Regions from separate parts of the Homo sapiens genome. Here regions 2 and 3 are each linked to region 1. A link is a contact called in ENCODE Hi-C or POLR2A ChIA-PET data. All regions are on one chromosome and are shown on one strand. Each heading gives the region's core, a stretch centred on a gene start or an enhancer-like site at or near the end of the contact. The rest is flanking DNA. Distances are from core to core; before and after follow the strand shown. Region 1 overlaps LOC105372091 (a long non-coding RNA gene). Region 2 overlaps SETBP1 (SET binding protein 1). Region 3 overlaps SETBP1 (SET binding protein 1).

The links. Hi-C counts contacts between places; a loop is a spot of excess contacts on that map. ChIA-PET counts read pairs that join two places held with the same protein, here RNA polymerase II (POLR2A). Pooled maps may share reads with other maps.
Region 2: a map with no recorded cell type shows a loop between it and region 1 (7-fold over the local background). The contact joins two enhancer-like sites. A Hi-C loop is called at or near these places in 2 of 37 single-sample maps with no recorded cell type and 3 of 50 pooled maps. POLR2A ChIA-PET finds 5 or more read pairs at or near these places in 2 of 52 experiments (GM10248 and activated B cell).
Region 3: a map of natural killer cell shows a loop between it and region 1 (4-fold over the local background). The contact joins two enhancer-like sites. A Hi-C loop is called at or near these places in 1 of 168 maps with a recorded cell type or tissue (natural killer cell), 4 of 37 single-sample maps with no recorded cell type and 2 of 50 pooled maps. POLR2A ChIA-PET finds 5 or more read pairs at or near these places in 1 of 52 experiments (BJ).

The regions. Positions count from the first base shown.
Region 1 is chr18:45,104,430-45,109,138 of GRCh38, forward strand. The region is part of intron 3 of LOC105372091 (a long non-coding RNA gene); the gene reads right to left. Among named protein-coding and RNA genes, the nearest start is that of MIR4319, 140 kb to the left of the region's middle. Within about 2 kb of position 2,027, at least 4 of the 41 ENCODE cell types and tissues checked have a DNase peak (open chromatin) inside an H3K27ac peak, as active enhancers do.
Region 2 is chr18:44,706,259-44,710,967 of GRCh38, forward strand. All of the region lies in intron 2 of SETBP1 (SET binding protein 1), which reads left to right. Among named protein-coding and RNA genes, the nearest start is that of SETBP1, 28 kb to the left of the region's middle. Within about 2 kb of position 2,378, at least 9 of the 41 ENCODE cell types and tissues checked have a DNase peak (open chromatin) inside an H3K27ac peak, as active enhancers do.
Region 3 is chr18:44,837,248-44,841,956 of GRCh38, forward strand. All of the region lies in intron 2 of SETBP1 (SET binding protein 1), which reads left to right. Among named protein-coding and RNA genes, the nearest start is that of MIR4319, 130 kb to the right of the region's middle. RefSeq lists an enhancer at 2,222-2,371. Within about 2 kb of position 2,089, at least 20 of the 41 ENCODE cell types and tissues checked have a DNase peak (open chromatin) inside an H3K27ac peak, as active enhancers do.

The DNA of each region.
Region 1 (4,709 bases), core at 777-3,276:
CCAGGGCCAAAGAGGCTAAAGGGTGCCCTGTTGCAAATTGGCCAATTGAGAGTTGTTTGCTGGGACATGCATTCTGGTGCACGCTGGTGGTGCACTGGTAGTCTGTATAGCTCCTGTTGCGTCTAGTCCATGAGCTCTTTAGCCCAAATGCACTCAGATGCTCACAACAGGCTTTTAAATAGCACTTGCTGGATGAATGGCAAGTGTGTCTTTGCAGTCTCCTGCAGGATTAATTAGCAGTTTCCTGGACTTTGGTAGGATGTCCTTAATGCTCAGCAACAATCCAGCACAAATCAAAAACCTGTGTAATGGTCATTACCGTTAGAACTCAATACCAGGAATCCTCACCTTTTGTTATGAACTATTTAACTCCCTCTGCCTCTAAGAAAAAGCACATTTTTGAAATTAAAGCTGCATTTACACCCTTAGAGAAAGGTGTTTTGTTTTAGCTTGAATACTGAAAACTACTCAGTCCCTCAGGCTAATGTGAACATGATCCCCTTGTTAGTCTTTTGCTTTTCCCATGTAATACAAATGTCAAAGTCCTCAATACCAATACAAATTCCCTGCTCTTGAAAAAGACTGGTAAAAAAGGATAAAGATGTGGATGAAGAAGAGGATCTGGCCTCTCCAGGGGGACTAAGCAGAATTCATAAGAATGCCAAACTTTTCAACTGAGGCTTTAATCATTATCCATCCATCCACCCATGCATTTAACATCTATGGGACATCTACTATGCCAGAAACTGTGCTTTGGATAAAGGATGAAGAAACCACAGCCTGTGTCTTCAAGCTTCTAGTTATGAGCATCCACCAAGAAGTTACCATAGGTGATCTTGTCAGATGGCAAGAAGCCATCTGAATTCAGAGCAAGGAATTAGGGATGAAACCAGAGAAGGCCTGAGTAGTCATGGATACAAGAACATCTATCTCCCTCAATACTTTTGTGAAATTACCAGTTTTCTGAGTCTTTTCCCTTTACTTGTAATAACACTAGTCAAAGGTTGATTGCCTGATTTATTCCTTTTGGTTCCTTCCTCTGAAGGTAAGGATTCTGCTTAAGGAATGTCTAGCAATTAGTAAATACCTACAGCATAGGACTCATGTCTTCTAGAATGCCAAGCTTATTGCTAAATACATGTATAACTAATAGGTGCCTGTCTGGCCTGTTGTAGCTTTGGTATAATCTTCACTAGGTTCCATGAATACTGAGTAAGAACAGGACACTGGCAAAAATGGCAGTCATTTCTTTACTGCTGTTTCTTCTTCATTCACACCACCTTCTAGAGAACCTCCTCTTTGAAATGTAACCCCAAGTACCAGAAGCTCCCCAAGCCATGCCATGGCTAACTACACCAGATGAAGCTCAGGAAATCCATGTCTCTTTTCAGAATTAAAAAGGAACTCCTAGATTAAGTAGATTAAATTAATGAGTGTCAGTGCTTTAACTAGAAACCTATATAGATTCAAAGGGTGTGGCCACTTTTGGGTACTGCTCTGATTTACGTGATGAGTGCACGAGTAGAGAAGCTCATCTGTGACAGAAAAATGAAGCAGAGATGAGAAATTCTTAGTATCTCCCAACTCTGCAGGTCCTATGATACCCCATTATGTAGCCATTGGGTTCTATGAGTTATATATTTACATGTATAACTTCTTTCTAATATTTAAACTAGTTTGAATAGACTTTTAGTGCTCATAACCAAAGGATAGCTGACTAAGGAGAATAAAGGTCTAGGTTCTTACTAGGAATTTATCAGGATAAAAGGCTAGATACAGAAGGAATATGGACTGTGGAGGTCAGAAAGCACCAGTCTGTGATAATCCAATAATCTTACAGAAATAGGAGAAGAAAGATATCAAACCAACATCAACTTTTGCCTGTTTTAGATTAAAAAAAAATCTGAAGCATTTGGTCTGTTTCTGCTTTCCTGATGATCTATCTGATGTGAAAATCTTGCATTGTCTTTATCTACAGCTGTTCCAGCTAGTTGGTATGGAGACATTGTGGCTTTACCACTGCAGCAGCACTGCCCAGTAGAACTTCCTGTGATGACAAAAATGTTCTATATCTGTCCAACACAAAAGCCACAAGTCACATGTGGCTGTGGAGCACTTGCAATGTGACTAGTGTGACTAAGAAACTGAAAATTTAATTTATTTTTAATTAACATAAATGTAAATAGAAAGAGTCACATGTGGCACTCTCGTAGCTACTGTATTGGCTAGAGTGGCTCTAGTATATGCTGCCAAATCCCACAACTGTTATCTCAGTGCTACAACCCACTTCAACAGCCGCCCAGCAGTTCCTCTCTTCTCTCTGTTGTTTCATTATATGGCCAGTCTTCACAAAGCTATGGGAGAGATCTTCAAAAATACAAATCAGCTTAGGAAACCCTCCTGTTGATATCCCTCCTGTGATTTATCTTTACATTTGTAATAAAATCTAAACTTCTCCTGCAGCCTGAAGGTCCTACCTGATCTGACGCTTGCCTACCTATTTCGCTGTATCTTCTTCCAATCCTCCTACCACTCTGTCCCATATTCACCACACTCCAGCCTCACTGGCCTTCCTTCTGTGCCCTGGACACACAAAGGACACCATCAGCTCAGGACTTTGATTTCGTCTCTTTTAAACTTAGAATATTTTCTCCCAGATCTCGCTGTAGCTGGCTGTTCCTTGTCATTTAGATCTCAGTTTGTGTATCAGTTTCTAAGATAATTCTTTCCTGGCCACCCTGCCTAAAGCAGCTTCCACAATGGGTCCTTCTTCTTAAAATGTATTTATTTTCGTTCTGTTTCATTTTCTTCATAGGACTTAGCACTTTCTGAAATCATCTCATGTATATCTATCATATTATATCATATTATATCTTTATCCACTTACCCATCTACTCATCTATATTCATCCATCCATCCATCCATCCGTCTTCTAGTGCTCATAACCAAAGGATAGCTGACTAACATAAGGAGAATAAAGGTCTAGATTCTTATTTTTTATCATCCATCTTATCTTTTACCATCTACCTTTTACCTCTGTATCCCTTCACAAAAAGGTAAGCCCATAACAAAAGAGGATTGGTTTGACTTAGTCACTATTGTAGCCTAAGAGCCTGGAACACTGCCTGGAATGCAGTAAGTGCGCAACAAATATTTTCTGATAGATAGACTGACTCACTGAATAACTACTTATTCATAGTTTGGAACCCTTGGCTGAGGCTCTTGCAAGGACTCCTTCTCACACAGCACTGGATCCACCAGAAAGGTACTGATATGTCAAAAACTGAGCTCTGACCTTTCCCCAAAAACTGACTCCTCTGCAGTTCTCTCTGTCTTGATTAGTGATAGCACCATTCTGGTACTGATTCATGCCAAATACCTCAGTGTCATCACTGACTCCTCACTTTCTCTTACCCCACATCCTATCCATCAGCAACTTTTGGCTTAGATGACCACTTCTGACTACCTGCACTGCTACCGTCTCACCTAAACCACTAAAATCCCTTCATCTCGTGCCTACATTATGGTAGAGCTCTCTTAACTTCTCCTACTCCTAACCTTGGACTCTTCATTCTAGCTTCAACAGCATGATTCTGTTAAAACATAAATCAAATTATGCCATTTCTTTATCCAAAACCCTCCAGTGCCTTTATTTTACTCAGAGTAAAACTCAAAGTTCATTTAGAAAGACCCACAAGTCCTATACCATTGACCCCATCACCTCTTTGATCTCACCTCTAACAATGCTTTCTCCTGCTCACTTCTTAACCACACTGGCATCCTTGTGCCAATAAGATGCCAAGCACACCCCATCTTGCTGACTTTTACAGCACTGCCTTTAAAAACTAGAAGTCTCTGCCCAAGCCACTCCTATTCTCTTCCCACTTTATTTTTCACTCTAGCACTTAAAGTCTTTTAATATATTACATAATTTTTAAATTGTGTGATTCATTCCTCATCTGCTTCTCATAGAACATAAACTCTATAAGGGCAGGGGCTTTTACTAACTTGTTTGTTCTATTCACTGCTACAGTTCCTATAACAAGGCCTGACTCTTAGCAGAATTCAATTCATCTTTGTTGAATGAATGAATGAATGAGTGGCACATAGCCAGAAATTTAACTTAACTAATTTAAATAGCTAATGAGATAATTTTCCAGATAAAGTGAGTTTATGTTTTAAATAGATGGAAGTGTCATCAATTGACTAGGATGCTAAAGGATCAACTTACTGAAATACTTCTGTCCCAAAGTATTGAGGCCACTGAGAGTCCAAGTTGATTGGCTCAGCTACTGATTTTTCAGAGCAGAATATTCTCCTTCACCATTGGCACTTAACACCGCAAGATCATCAGAACAACTTGGCGAACACAGTATGCCCGTCAGACAACCACAAACACAGGGAGGAGGAGATCTTTGTAAATAAGTCAAGAAAGTGAATAAAAAATCTCCTCTGTCAGGATTTTCTTGTTAGCATTGTTTACAAACTGCAGGTTCTTTAGAGCTGCTTGCCACCCTAGGAGATGACACCAGGGGGCCAGAAACTATCAAGGGAGTCAGGCGTGGTAGCTCACGCCTGTAATCCCAGCACTTTGGGAGGCCAAGGCCGGCGGATCACAAGGTCAGGAGACAGAGAGTGGGGATGCAAACACCTCAATAAATGAGAGGTCACTTCAAGAGATGGAGGAAAGGCAGCCTGGACCCATAGCT
Region 2 (4,709 bases), core at 1,128-3,627, 400 kb before region 1:
CAACAGAGACCATGAAGATGAGTCTCTGGAAGAATGTTCCAGTAGTGCTGGGCACAGTGGCTCCTGCCTGTAATCTCAGCACTTTGGGAGGCTGAGGTGGGTGGATCACTTGAGATCAGGAGTTCGAGATCAGCCTGCCCAACGTAGCAAAACCCCATCTCTACTAAAAATACAAAAATTAGCCAGGCATGGGGTGGTGAATGCCTATAATCCCAGCATCTTGGGAGGCTGAGGCAGGAGAATCGCTTGAACCCAAGAGGTGGAGGTTGCAGTGAGCCGAGATGGTGCCACTGCCCTCCAGCCTTTTTGGGTGACAGAATGAGACTCAATCTCAAAAAAAAAAAAAAAAAAAAAAAAAAAAAAAAAAATTCCAGTAGTGACAGGGTTTTGAAGAGTTTCCAAGCTGGGCAAGGCTTAGCAGCTCTTCTCTTTCGTGAGGATGTTGGGAGTCAGGGACACCTGTCTAGATTCAACAGCAAGATAAGGGCATGGGAGTTCCAAATGGATGCCATACAGTGACTCAGGGTAGGAGATGTGGTGTGATAGTCTGACACCAAGCAGCTTTGTGAATCTGGATCTGCAGTATGAATTTGCTGAAGCCCTAGTTTCCTCACCTGCCAAATACAGGTGATGATTTCTACATGATATAACTCAGAGGAAGATTTTAGAAGAAAATGGATAATTTACAGAGCAAACATCATCATAATAACTTTGATTTCTTGAGCTACATGGCAGACCCTCTGCTAACTGTTTTACATTACTCACCTTATCTGTTAGTCCTCATAACAATGCTGCCAGGCAGATCTTATTTATTTACAGGAACTTGAGGCTCAGATTGCTTCAAAGGAGGAGGAGCTGGAAGGGGCGAGGTTTTCCTATGAAGCCAATTCTATTAGACTCCAAGCAAATGTGTATTCCAGTCCCTTAGTTGCCACACCCTATAAAAGTAAAGGATTTCTGAAAGGTGAGGATCACTAGAGTGTTTTTTCCATACTTTCTCATATAGCTGGGGTGGCACAAGCATAATCTGCCACATTTTCCCTAATTCTAAGTTTTCCATGGTTTTGAGAGAGTGTTCAAAGCTCACTAGTTAAAGCCCTATTTTTTTATTCATTGTACTTACAAATTTTATTTGCTTTTGACAAAAATACAACTTCTATTTCATTTCTTTGGATTTAATTTTTCCTCCTCTCCAGTTCTATTGGGAGATCTTATTTCCTCCTGTTGCAAGGACTTCAACCTTATACCCATCAGGTGCCTGCCATGGTCCTAGAAGCACATTCAGGATTTGTCTTGGTCTAGACCGTCATCATATGCCTAGGGAAAGACTCTTGTATTCCGTCCTGAGCATTCACAATCTGCTTTTGAGAAGCCAAATAAATCATGCACTTATTTCCTCCTTACACAAAGAGCAAACACACAAAGTATGGATAGGAAAAAAGTTTCTTAGGTGTTGTTGATGGGAAGAGAGGTTGGCATTAGATTGCAGAGAGCAATGAATGTCAAATAAACGAGTTTGGATTTAATTCTGTAAGTAGCAGGGGTGCTCACAGGGCTTTGAATCAGGGAGAAGGAACGGTTGCAGGGGTGCTGGGGAACTTGCTGAGAGTGACTCTGTGTAGAGGAGCTTAAAATGGGAGACATGAAAGGGGAGCCTTTTGGTAACACAGTTTTCAGCAAGGAGAGATTGGTCTAGGGTTCTTCCCTTTTCCTGGCATGTCCTGAGAAGCACATTTCTCTCTTGACCTTTAATGGTTGTAGCAATTTCGTTTACACGTGGGTGAGGAGGGGTCTATGAGAGGAGGTGTTTGGCAGAGGGTGAGGGGTGGCTTGCTTTGCCAAGGGTGCAGGTTGCCTAACCTCTGGCTGCTGCACCCATGGTTTTCTTCTCCTCCACACAAGTGGGTGGCTCAGAGAGCCTTCTACCCTCCTGGTGGTTCAAGTGTCCTTCCCTTGCCATCCTATTTTGTCAGCACTTTCTCTGGTCACTCCCAAGTGTACTGCTTTACAGAAGACTTGGCCTCTCTTCTTCTGGGGGTGGGAATGTGGTGTTTCAAACTCCTGGGAGTATGAGCTTCTTCCTCCACAACACCCTCATCCTGACTTGGAGATGAGGTCTCCATAGCATTTCTACACAAGAGGTTGAATTTCCCCTCTTGTTTCATTTTAGTTTTTGTCTCCTGAGATTTAAAAACATTTTTAAGTACCACATTTCTATGTATTCATTAGAATGCCTGGAAATTTTGTTTCCTGATAGATTTCTCTCTGATTATGTTGTAGCTAAAGCAGCAGGGAAGGTGGGGAACGACCTTTTCTGCAGGGCAGCAGGGAGCATTGGACATGTCAGCTGAAAGTGTGAGGGAAAGAACCTTGGCCTTGGAGATGGGGAGCCCTGGGCACCGGCTCTGCCTCTGTGACTCACAATCACATTCGGCCAGCATACTTTACCTCCCTGCTTCTCAGCTTCTACATGTTCAAAAAAAAGAAAAGAAAAGAAAAGAAAAGAAAAAGATGAAGAAGAAAAACAAAGCAGCATTTTCCCTCTGAGGTCTTGTTTCTGTTCTATAATCTAGAAACTTTAAGGGCCATTCTGTTTCATCAGCAGGGCAAGTGTTTCTCTTTAAGAACGCTCATTACTATAAACAGATTTTTGACCTCTGTTTGGACCCACTGTTCCGTCATCAAATTGTTTCCTTTTAGCCCGAAATGTCAAAAGATCTAAAATCATGGGAGCAAGGGTCAGAGTTGAGCTTAAAATGTGGTGATTTACCAAACTCGTGTTCCGTAAATATATTTTGGGAATATTTGGTTATCCCTCAACCCCGTCTTCTATTTTTCTCTTTTTTTCTTCCTGTGTTTGGGATTCTCTGGGGGTTTAAAACATGTAGCTTGGCTGTTTCCTCCTGGTTTGGTGTTCTCTTGTTTGTTTTTTTCTCTTTGGACCCCCCCAAGGAAGGTTTTTTGGTGAATTCTATGCCATTGAAAATGCATCTGGCAGAGTAACCAGCAAAAACTGTGTTCTGTTCAGACAGAAAGTCATTTATTCTCTGAAGCATGGCTGGTGTGCTCTGTATGTGAAATTCTAGATGAGGAGTACAGGGTCTATTAGAAAGAGCCTCCACTCTGGAAGTGGATTAGAACTCAGATACCCTGATTCCAGGAACATGGTCTCTCTGCCTCTGGACAGAGACAGCCTGCATAATCTTAGGCAAGACTTAACCTCTTGAAACGTTTCCTGACAGTTGGAAAATCAGGGATAACAGCAGCCCCTCCTTGTTGATGTCACTGTGGTGAGGTTGAAGTTGTCCGTTGGACACTTAGGACAGCCCTTTGCTTAGTATGTCCTGCTCTCATTGCTGTTTGGCATCTCTCCCTGCGGACCATCCATAGGAGCTTCCTTAGTTGAGGCACAGAGTGGGCACACAGTGATCTGCAGTGGTGCTGGGCACTTGGGAGGCCTGGGCTGTGTTGAATTATGTTAGCTGGGGGGCAGCACCAGTGCCTGATGTCTGATGCCTGGAGAAACTTCTATTAGTTGAGCATATCACTAATGATTTTTTTTTTTTTTTTTTTTGGTGTTGGTGGTAGGAATTGCTATACGGATTTATTTAGAGATAGTTCAAAGGTCTTTTATCTCTGTGGTCATTTATCTGCCAAACCGGGATTACTGCTGAGCACAAAGGATGACTCAAAATGAAAGTTTCAAAGCAGTGTCAAAGGAACCATCAAGTGGGGTTCAGCTGGCGGCTGCTACTCTTCCAGCATTTGCAAAGTCGGCCCCTCTTCCTCATCGTTGCAATTTTACATCCTCAAAAAGTCCTCTCATTGCTACATTGCTAGTTGACCCGCAGTTATATTTCCTTTTTTTCTTTTTAATAAAAGGCAAGAGAAACAATCCGTTTTTGCCTTTTCCTACCACATCTTTGACTTTTCTGATTCCTGCAAGTTTAAGTTAAAAACATCCTACCTTCAAGCTACAAAATGCAGCACATCCCAGGACATCCCTCACCTGCTTTGCTTGTTTATTAGACACAAGTGGCTTTGTTCAGAAAGTTACTGGGAACCGCTAAGGATAGTCAAGGTGGAGAACACAGGGTGGGGTCTCAGAGTCTGAGGCCTTGGTTCAGGTTCCTGATAACATTAAATATAGAAAATACACAGCACAAGGCCTTGAAGCCATGCATTTTAGGAGTTTTTTTTTTTTTTTTTTTGAGATGGAGTCTCATTCTGTCACCCAGGCTGGAGTTCAATGGCAGGTTTTTGGCTCACTACAATTTCTGCCTTCCAGGTTGAAGCAATTCTCCTGCCTCAGCCTCCCAAGTAGCTGGGACTACAGGCCCATGCCACCACATGCGGCTAACTTTTGTATTTTTAGTAGAGACGAGGTTTCACTATGTTGGCCAGGCTGGGCTCGAACTCCTGACCTCGTGATCTGCCCACCTCAGCCTCCCAAAGTACTGGGATTACAGGAGTGAATGACCGCACCCAGCCAGGAAGTTTCTAATATCTGCAATAAACTAAAAATTTGTGTTATACTTTGCACACAGCCAAACTGTTTTGGGGAAAGTGTTTCAACAGCATGGTCCTCAGAGTGACTTGACTTGGAAGGTTGGCACTAAGGCTCTGATCACTCCCCTATGGAGCCATCAGTGGCCAGAGGAAGAGGCTGCCAGAGAGGAGGGCAGGAGTTAAGTAGACCCAGGTCCTCA
Region 3 (4,709 bases), core at 839-3,338, 270 kb before region 1:
ATAAGAGTGCTTCATTCTGGCTGGAGGAGGGTCAGTCAGGCTTCCTGGAGGAGGCTAGTCTTAGTCCCTGTATCAACACTCAATTATTTGCTAGTAAATTATCAACATTGTGATTTCATCTATAGCAAGCCTTTTTCTTTCTAAATCATTTATTTAAATACCTTTATAAATGTATGAAGTATGTTAAATGCATTAAAATAAATTTAATGAAATCGTTTTTATTTGATAACGGATACAGGACTATTGAATGTTCTAGTCCCGCAGAAACTAAGAATATATGCCCTTGTACATAGTCATCACATAAATGCTGTCTTTGCATCACATGGATGGGGTGGGAGAAAGGCTCAGCCTCAGCACACTGGAAAATGCAGGTGTTTTGCCTCAGCCTAAGAGGCGATGCGGTCCATTTGCTGCAGGAAGGAGCTGGGAGGGACACATGCATTCCTAGGATGAGCATGACAGCTGCCCAGCTCCTCCTGACTCAGGTCTTTAGAGGCATTTCATTATTTCTTGGAAAGTGTTGCAAGCCTTACATTTTCTGACCTATCCATATCAATTCCAGGGCATAGATATATACTAAAGGATGTTTTGATTATCTGTCGTTTCAGATTATCTGCCTTACAGTCGTGGGTGTATACAGAGACATATGCAAACACATCTCCTCTAGTCACACTAGAGGAATTCAGCTGAATTGCCCACCATTCTCTTGAACTGACTGGGTGGGCCATGTTTCCACAATTCTCAGGGCTCGTTCCCACTGTGGCTTGTTTTCTCTTGCTGACCCATGCTTGGTGGAGTCTCCCTCCTCCTTTCTGTAATGAAGATGATCCCAGGCTTAAGGATTCTTCTAAGTCCTTCAGCCTGGAGCAGCCCATGCCTGGCTCTGTCCTTTTGCTTCCTCAGTCACTTCTAAAACATTTTGTGAGCCACATTTAACACCCAGCTATATTCAGTTTAGCATTTTATTATCTACTCCATGTTATCCATCCTGTATTTCAGAGTAGGAGTCTCTTACTGCTTATCTACTCCTTTTGTATTGATGTTTAGTATTGAGCTGTATTCGCTTCACACCCTGCGCAGTGTCTTCTTATGGATGTGAATGACAGCCTTCAATATATGCCAGAACAGTGGAAGATTCTACCCTTTTTTGATCTGATACTTTAGCTTAGCCCTTACTGTAATTCATGACAGAATGGGAAGGAGCTGGGACACCATGAAGATGCTCTTTATCCAGATACTGGGAACATCTGGGTCCCTTGCTGCAGTTGTACATCTGTCACCTGGCCAAAGCTAGGTAGCCCTTGGGGTGTGAAGGTGACAAATGCTTATGACAGGTGTACCATTTACATCATTCCTTACTAGGACAGTTTACTCCAAGGCCCTGCTTATTGCCGCTAAGAGAAAAGTGCTTCAGCCCCAGTTCATCCCTTCTCCAACCAATGGGGTATGGGGTGGGCTGGATAGAAACTGTCTTCTCAGCTCTTTCTTGAATGCACGTGAGCAAATCAACCCTTTTAATTACTTACGTTCTGAATCTCATTGCTCACTTTTTCGGAAAACAGGAACACCCAGAATGACCCCCTCAGCCCCACCCCACACTACACCTTAATAACGTAATGCCTGGAGCTGACAGTTGTTGTGGCATGCAGGAGCCATGCAGAGACAGATGTGACAAAGATGAACTGATCCCATTTTTAAGAGAATGAAATAAGCTCTTTAAAACTAATAATCAGGCTCTCTCTCAGGCTGATACACACTCAACTGTCGGTTTGAAGGATGAGACCCTGATGTGACTTCTCAGCAATGAATGATTCTCTTAATATCTTAAAAAAAAAAAAAACCCAGCCTTCTCATTGCTTCTTTCTAAAGAATTAACTATTACAGGATAGACAGATGAGAGACCTGGGAAGCACTGCTTCTGGAGGGCCTGAAATGCTCAGCTGGCAGTGTCTTAAACAGTTTACGAGTGTAGATGAACCCCAGAAATTGTGCTCCTTGGTGGGATCAGGGTGAAGAGCCACCAGGGAAGTAGCAGACATTCTGCCAAAATAGAAAGTCTAATCTGTTTCTCCACTTCCGTCACCCCGGGGGATGGGCAGACTGGTGTGTGAATGGGGAAGGAAGAAGAATGAGTCAGCATGCTAGGCAAACCTGGGTGTTGCTGCTGCTGCTGCTGCTGCTGCTGCGAGGCTGCCCTTAGCCCGCACTGGCTCTTTGAGCATCTCCGGACTCTCAGCTATTGTTACAGATGTGATGGAGAACCATGGGACGTGCCCTCTGCTATGAATCTTCCATTCTCTTGGCAGTCCAGTTGTATACTGTGCAGAATGAGCTGCCAGCACTGGAAATAACACCAAGGTTGAGGTAAATGTGCAGTATTACAAAGTGTCCAGACTACTTAGGCTCTAACAGCATAACAACAGGTAGAGGACCAAAGAGGGGCATCCAGATAAGTGGAGGTCTGAGATGAAAGATAGATGGGATAAGCATTCTCCTTCCCTGTATGGGTTTTAAGGGTACCTGTGTACAGTAAGCACAGGATAAACATTTGTGGAATGAATAGATGGACAGATAAAGGAGGACTCAGACTTGATATTTGCTGAATGCCCAGTAATAGTACAGAGGGATGTGATTGCACCTCCTTAGGAAGAGCAGGTGGAGAACAATCATATTGATATGTAATTTTTGATAGCAGCAGGAGCAGGAAAACGTAAGAAGGAGGTCATTCTGAGAACAAGTTGTCTTCTTGATCCACATTGCTTTTTATTTTATTTGACTTATGCATTTAGTGTTTATTGTTTCCCCAGAAGAGGCCTGTGCATGGTCGAATTCTCTCCATGGCTGTTCATGATTTAGGGACAGAGCACCCTGCACCCTGCCATGTGTACACTTCTCTTTATGAGGCTTACAACGTTTATTGTCTCATTCCTCCATTTGGCAAGGTCAACATGGCAAATATATAATTTCCATCTTTAACAGATGTGGACCCTGAGTTGGAGACATGAACTGACTTGTTTAGTTTCTCGCAGCCAATGAGCCAGCATGCCTTTTGGCTCAAATTCACCAGCATGACTACCCTTGCTAGATCCCAGCAGTGACATGGCGCTACCTCTGCAAGGGGCTCATGCTTAGTGGCATAGCACACCTCTTTTGCAAAAGGACTCTGCTAAGCCAAGCATGGCCCACTTTTAACTCTCTTCATGCAGTGGGATAAGGGAATTGATCAATTGCCAGCTCACCTCAGGTCTGGGCTGTTTTCCTATTTCTCAAGATTCATCCTTATGGTAATGACATTTTACATCTTAAAATACACTTCTTTGTCTTGGGCCAGATTTCACCAGCTGGAGTAAAGAAACTGTCTTTGGCTCTCCTGGACAGTGTCCAGGCATCTGGAGTAATGAGAGGGAGATGGGAATGAAGAAATGGTCCAACTCTCACGTTCCCAGTTCCTGAAACTGCCAAGGGTTTTGTAAAATTGTAAGAAGTATTTTAGAACACAAAAAACCCATCTAGTTCATTGGTACTCAATTCTGGCAGTACCTTTAGAATCACCTGGAGAGCTTTTTAGAAATGTCAATGCTGGGGCCTCCCCATGCCCAGGGACTCACTTTCAATTGGTCTGGAATAGGTCCTGAGTATTAAATGCTTTTAATAGCTTCTAAGTGATTCTAATATGTAGCCAGGGTTGGAAACTTATGATTTGTTCATCCTTAACATAAAAGTAAGGAAACTGATACCTAGAGAGTTTAAGTTAATCACCCTGTATTAGCTATCTATTGCTGCATTAAAATTACCCTAAAACTTAGTAGCTTAAAACGATAAGCATTTATTACTTCTCAGATATTCTATCAGTTAGGAATCTAGGAGCAGCCTAGCTAGGTCATTCCGGCTCATGGTCTCATGAAGTTGCAGTCAAGGAAGATGTTGGCCATGGCTGTAGTCATCTGATTGTGTGATAGGTCTATGGGATCCCCTTTCCAGGGTGGCTCATTCACACACTGGCAAATTCCTCCCGGTTCTTGGCAGGAGACCTCCAGTTCTTCAGCGCATGGACTCTCCATGGAGTTGTTGGGTTCTCACAACAAGAGAGCTGGCTTTTCTTAGAGCGAGTTATCCATGGAGAAAGTCATGATGCCTTTATGACCTTGTCTTGGAAATCACACCCCTCACTTCCACCACAATCTATTCACTAGACATGAGTCACTAAAGCCAGCCACACTCAAGGGGAAAGGGATTAGGCTCCACCTTTTGAGAGGAAGAGTACCAAAGAATTTGTGGACTTATTTGAAAACCATCCATGGCCAAACTCATGTGACTCCATGTAGTACCCGAGCTACAAGTCTCTTGACTGCTAGTTCAGTGCCTCATCAACTAGTCTCATAATTAATTGATTGACTCTCAATAAGGAAATCCCCATGAAATATTTAAGATCCCATCAATTACCTTCTTCCTATGATTAAGCTGGCTTATCAGCATCCAAGGAAGGGCCCCTCGTTCCTTAGGCATGTGACCATCTCACCCCTTTTGTGATTCTCTCTGACTTATCACCTCTTTTCACCTATTAGAGTTCTCTGAAGGATCGGATTACCTTGCCAGTGGAAATATATGAGCTCCCTGTGTGATATACCATAACTGCAGCAGCACATCATATAATTTTCCCCGAAGGCTTGTTGCAGCCTATGTCGAGTCATTTGTACTTATGACAGCTT